2 separate regions of the Homo sapiens genome follow, and region 1 is linked to region 2. A link is a loop called in an ENCODE intact Hi-C map of the cell type or tissue named here. Cell type or tissue: PC-9. All regions are shown on one strand. Each heading gives the region's core, and the rest is flanking DNA. Links, peaks and the distances in the headings are about the cores only. Region 1 overlaps ARHGEF28 (Rho guanine nucleotide exchange factor 28). Region 2 has its middle 29 kb from the start of ANKRD31.

Region 1 (2,800 bases), core at 196-2,695, 1.4 Mb after region 2:
CAGCTCACCTCTGATTGTGAAGAACCTGGAAAATTTCTACATTCCACCTAAAATACATAAAAAACAAGAAAATGAATAACCATTCTACTTCTGAAAAGCTGCCCTGCAGTGTCCCAAAATGTATGACCTTGGGTAAATCACTTTGCTATCTCTAAACTTGATTACCTTATCTATACTGACTCAGTTTCCTCCCAGAAATAAAAGCCTATAGAATCAAACAAACACTTGACAACAAGAGCGTCCTTCACGCAAAGTCGATGTTTGAGATGGATGGCAATTTTCACCCAATCACCCCTTAAAACAACAAGGGATGACAGTAAGGACACCCTGAAAACTCAAGTAACAACATTTACCTTGTGCAAACCACAATGTGAATTGAGTTCTCTGTGCCCAGACTGAAGTTGTCTTTTGGGTCAGGCTGACCTCTTATATTCTAGAGGACAGATTGAAAGTTAAAGAAAGAATATCATGTCTGGCCTTAACTCCTTTTCTCAATGTTTGAGATTCACGATATCAACATATACAGCAGTTGGGAAAAGAAACCAGACTCAGACGGTGGCCATAGTGGCGCGCGTAGCTGGGCTGCTCTAGATCCCACCACAGTCAGAGATCACCAGACCAGTGACTGCCATAGTAGAAGTACTAGCAGCAGAGGCCACGAACCAGCCACAGGAGACCGTCTGTTCTTTAGGGAGAGGGTCTATGCCTTGTTCTTTGTCTCTTCCACAGCACACATTAAGGGCACACGTGGATAGTGATGGTTTGCAGCCTCCATAATTGAACACTTGTTTATTCATTTATTGTCGGCCTTCTCTCCCTAGGATGCAAACCAGTGAGTAGCGAGACTTTGTCCATGTGCTCCATATTATAAGAATGATGCTTGACATAGCACGGACACTCAACAAGTGAATGACTCCCAGTTGAACTCGATGGCACGCCATTCAATAAATAAATATCGATCACCCACTGTAAACTTCACACCTTACGCTATGGGAGACCATCAGATGCCCTGTCCTCAAGGGCCTACTGTCTCATCTAATTTTAAGCCATAAAAAGCAGCCAGCCATGGTCATGTCCTCGGGTAATTTTGAACTTGTTAAATTCAATTAGTTTAGGCTGATGATGCCAGGATGAGCTAGCCAGACCTCCGCTTCCCTTGGACTGCCAATTAAAGATTTCACTCGTAAGCAGCCCCTCTGATAGAGAAAAGACAGAGGCTGAAAATGGAGATGAAGCTTAAAGACATTAGATCTGTGCCAAACCCTATGGGAGAGAACAGGCTCTAAGAACCCCCGCCCTAGAGGGATGGTTGGCGTTCTCGCTGCTCTTCTGGCTCTGTCGTGGCCCATCCACACTCCACTGCTTCTGTAGTAAGACCATATGGCACAGAGTTTTTATAGTCTATAAAAATTAGAACCATAGAAATGAGTTGGACTGTGCTACCCGCGGTTACTTATGCCCAAAAGCCACTAGGTTTGACACAAGACAGGAAATTTCGCGTTTTTAATGGAGTTGTTCTGCCACCTTGTGGTAAATGTTTAAAACTGCAGTTGGCGATTTATCCATTATTTCTGCATTTGAGTCAGATTTCATTTTTTAATATTCTTTCAGAAATTTGTTCTAACCTTACCTTGTAGAGGAAGCTAATGACAAAATATCCATTATACACCTTTTAAAAGTTTGATTTCAAGTGATCCTGCCCTTTACCTGGGTTTATTAATGTATTAATCTTTCAAAATGCCTTATTAAGCAAAAAATTTTGCAGATAGCTTAATCCAAAGAAGAACCCAGACACTTAACCTCAATTATCTACCTGTAGCTGAATTGGAGTGGAAGAGGGAGACTTTAGGGGTAGGAGCCACCCAACTTTGCGTTCAAGATTAAATTATTACTGTCCAATTCACTCTCTCTTTTCTATTAACACAGTTGGACACCACAAACTTCACACTTAAAAGTGATGAAAAGCAGGAACATTTTAAGAAGCAATACATTAGAAAGCTTACAATCAGAAGGAGTAAAATATTACATTCCTATGCTCATTTTGGCCTCTGAAGTTTAAAAAAGAACACTCAGTCACAGCTGTCTTTTCTCTGGATTTTAAAAGTCCTTGACTTGATTTCTCAGTCTTATGTAATATACACAAAAAGTATATAATATGTAAAATATGTTGTATATGTGAGAAGATCTGACATTTGCCATTTTTTCACATTGACACATATTGGCACCTATTAATGTACCTAATTCAATTTTAGATAAAGCTAAACTCTGGAGCCCTGACAAGCAGGAAGAGGCCAACTAGCCACCTCCCAGAATCATATTTTATTCCTTCCCTATTTCTGACATCTCACTTTCAGTAGACATTAATAGGAAGTTTTATGTATTTAATTCTTAAAGAGAGAGTTAATATCTATGTCTATAGCAGTAAGTCAAAAAAGAGGATTCCCTTTGGGAATCGCTGTGCCCCAAGCAAAAACTGGTCAGATTAATTAAAAATTAACCACAAAAAAAGTAGGTGAAATGTGGGTGGTGACAGGAAATCAACTCTGCAAGGAGAGGAGGGTCAAGGAAGGTGAAAGAAGCAAGAATATTCCAAAGTAAAAGGTGTTTCAATTACTTTGGCGCCATCTGGTTGCAAAAGGGCCCCCGGGTGCCAGAGCTGCCAGACATAGTGGGTGAGAAGCAAAGGTTTGCAGGGCAGAAAGACCAGAAGTCAGAGAGCACAGACACACATATACACAGGAGAGTTTTTAATCTTTTTAATAACTTTTCAATCGTTGCTTTGTTTACACCTACATGACAC
Region 2 (2,800 bases), core at 214-2,713:
TACCACTGATCCAGTATATCATGATATTTTAACCAACAGAGCTTTAAAATATATTTTAATATCTGATAGGACAAGTCCTCCCTTCCCCTAACTCACATTTGCTGACTCCCCAACATACTGCCTCAAAAATTCCTCAGTAATGTTCTATGTTCTCCTGTCATAAGCCAAATTGGAACAACATAGTCCTAGATTGCAAGACTGGGTTTACCTAACTTGTGTGGATCTCAGCCCAGCACCACATGTTGATAGCCATAAACAGGTATTTGTTTCATAGGTGTGCATGGGAATGCTAATACTATTACCTAGGTTTCCTGGATTTTCTTCTATGGGGAAAACATTTTCATAAATGTTAATTGATCATGGAGAACTGCCCATGAAAATTGCAAGGAAATGATTAATCATATCTAATTTGTAGATAGAGAAATTGAGGCACAGAGAGATTAAAGTGTCTATGCTAATAGGGTTAAAAAGTAATGAGGCTAAAGAGCCCAGGATGCCTGACTCTCAGGCCATCCCCTTCTTATAACTGGATAATGTTGAGAGAGTCTCCACCTATGTTGTAAAGGTCAGAATGCTAACTAATTTTAGGAATGTGTTACCAGCTTTCTAGGAAAAGGGCTGCTTTTGTTAGGACTCAAGTTTTGGTGGGAATAAGAGAGGTTGCAGTCATAGTTTCTTTATCTACTTCTACAGACAGAAGTTAGGAGCTTCTTTCTCTCAGTCATCAGCTATCAGCCATCATCTACCTAGGATCAGAACCTCCAGTGAAAGTGAGATGAGATAGGTAATGCAGCAAGTCAAAGGGAAAGATGGCAAAGATCTTTGGGGGAGCAGGCTTGAATGATGAAGGGAAACCTACTTTTGGTTAGGCGAGCAATGACTGAGCTGCAGTTATCTTAGGATAAGAACTCTGGATTCTATAAATCTATCTGTCCCAATGATTTTGCTTTATTCTTTTCTTCTTTTGCTCCCTCCCTAGCCCACCACTCCTGCTCTCTCTCCTCTGTTACTCTCTGCTTCTATGCCTAGAGACTTCTGTTTCTGAAAGATGCCATTCTACGCAAATTCTTCCTTTTTGCTTTTGGAGGTTTTCACACTGTGCTGGTACTCTTGCTTCAGATCTTTCCTGAGGTTCTTCGTGATAATGCCCATTATGTAATGTAGTAACAACTCTTGTCTATGTTTATAGCAGGCTAAATGAGGAAATGCTGGCTGTACTTTATCTTAAGTGTCTACATACACACCCATGCATGTAACAAATTAATCACAGGAGAGATTTTGTTTGAAGACTTATGGCTTTTTTTTTGCTAAGTCAAATTTGCCATCTATATGGTTGATCCTTATGTAGGAAAAAGTTTGTCTTGTCCTGTCTCTAAATACCCACTAGATGTTGCTAAAGGGCTGGGGGGAAAAAAGAATCTTAGTTTTCATTCAAGACTTCTGAGTTACTGAATTTCAGAGTTCAAGGGACCCTTAGAGACGTGGGAAATGTTAAGGATAAACATGGGAAGTATATCTTCAAAAGATAGGAAGGAAGTAATACTGACTAAGGAATACTGAATGTTTAAAGGCAATGTTAGTGGCTGGGCATGGTAGCTCATGCCTGTAATCCCAGCACTTTGGGAGGCCGAAGCAGGTGGATCACATGAGGTCAGGAGTTCGGGAGCAGCCAGGACAACATGGTGAAACCCTGTCTCTACCAAAAATACAAAAATTAGCCGGGCATGGTGGCACATGCCTGTAATCCCAGCTATTCGGGAGGCTGAGGCAGGGGGAATCGCTTGAACACAGGAGGTGGAGGTTGCGGTGAGCTGAGATTGTGCCGCTGCACTCCAGCCTGGGCCACAGAGCGAGACTCTGACTAAAGAAATTAAATAAATAAATAAATAAAAGCAATGTTGGCATAGTTGAAATTTGTGCATTAGCGTTTTGACACCTACTTGTCAACTAGATAGCAATGTCATATCTTTAGAGATTAGCCCTCCCACAGCACGAAACTAGACAGAAGGTTCAGATCAAATTTCAAAAAACTGTGCAAACATTCTAGACATTATAAAAAATCACCATCTTTTGATCATGAAAGTACTGCATTAATATTAAAGCAATTAGGGAAACGTAGGTAATAATTTTATTATTATTATTATTTTGAGACAGAGTTGTGCTCTGTCATGCAGGCTGGAGTGCAGTGGCTCGATCTCGGCTCACTGCAACTTTGCCTCCCAGGTTCAAGCAATTCTGCTGCTTCGGCCTCCTGAGTAGCTGGGATTACAGGTGTGCATCACCATGCCCAGCTAATTTTTTGTATTTTTAGTAGAGTTGGGGTTTTGCCATGTTGGCCATGCTGGTCTCAAACTCCTGACCTCAAGTGATCTGGCCACTTCAGCCTCCCAAAGTGCTAGGATTACAAGTGTGAGCCACCATGCCCGGCTCATGGGAAATGTAGAAAATTACAATGTAGAACCCCACCACTCAGGGTGACTATATAATATACTACATAATTAATACTAATATACTGTATATAATTAGTGTATACTATATAAATTAACATATTGTGTATTAGTATTAATTATGTCATATATTACATACAGTTATATACTTTACAATTGACATACATAATAACATATTAATTATATATTATATGTATATCTTCATCCTGTGGAAGCAATGAAGAATAATAACAAAAAAATCCATCTGTGATGCACAAAACAACTCAAGACAGGGGGCATTACTAATGTTTTTGAGTCCCCTGAGACTTCTTCCCCATACCATTTATCTGCCTCTCCCAAGAAGTAATTGCTAC

The links. A loop is a pair of places that touch in the nucleus more often than their neighbours do. Peaks named below come from ENCODE experiments on the same cell type or tissue, not always from the same donor. Only the 100,000 strongest peaks of a DNase experiment are listed, where the experiment ranks them.
Region 1: it touches region 2 in a loop (8-fold over the local background); 8 of 110 quality-filtered maps call a loop at or near these places.

Annotation. Positions count from the first base shown.
Region 1 is chr5:73,901,469-73,904,268 of GRCh38, reverse strand. ARHGEF28 (Rho guanine nucleotide exchange factor 28) reads right to left here. Exons shown (of 36, transcript NM_001177693.2): 32 at 9-47. Among named protein-coding and RNA genes, the nearest start is that of LINC02122, 200 kb to the left of the region's middle. In PC-9, for the core only: a CTCF peak has its summit at 1,520 (motif pointing left); no DNase peak of the experiment used is centred there; H3K27ac peaks cover 1,610 bases.
Region 2 is chr5:75,264,433-75,267,232 of GRCh38, reverse strand. No RefSeq gene overlaps it. Among named protein-coding and RNA genes, the nearest start is that of ANKRD31, 29 kb to the right of the region's middle. In PC-9, for the core only: CTCF peaks have their summits at 1,205 and 1,406 (motif pointing right); a DNase peak (open chromatin) is centred at 1,362.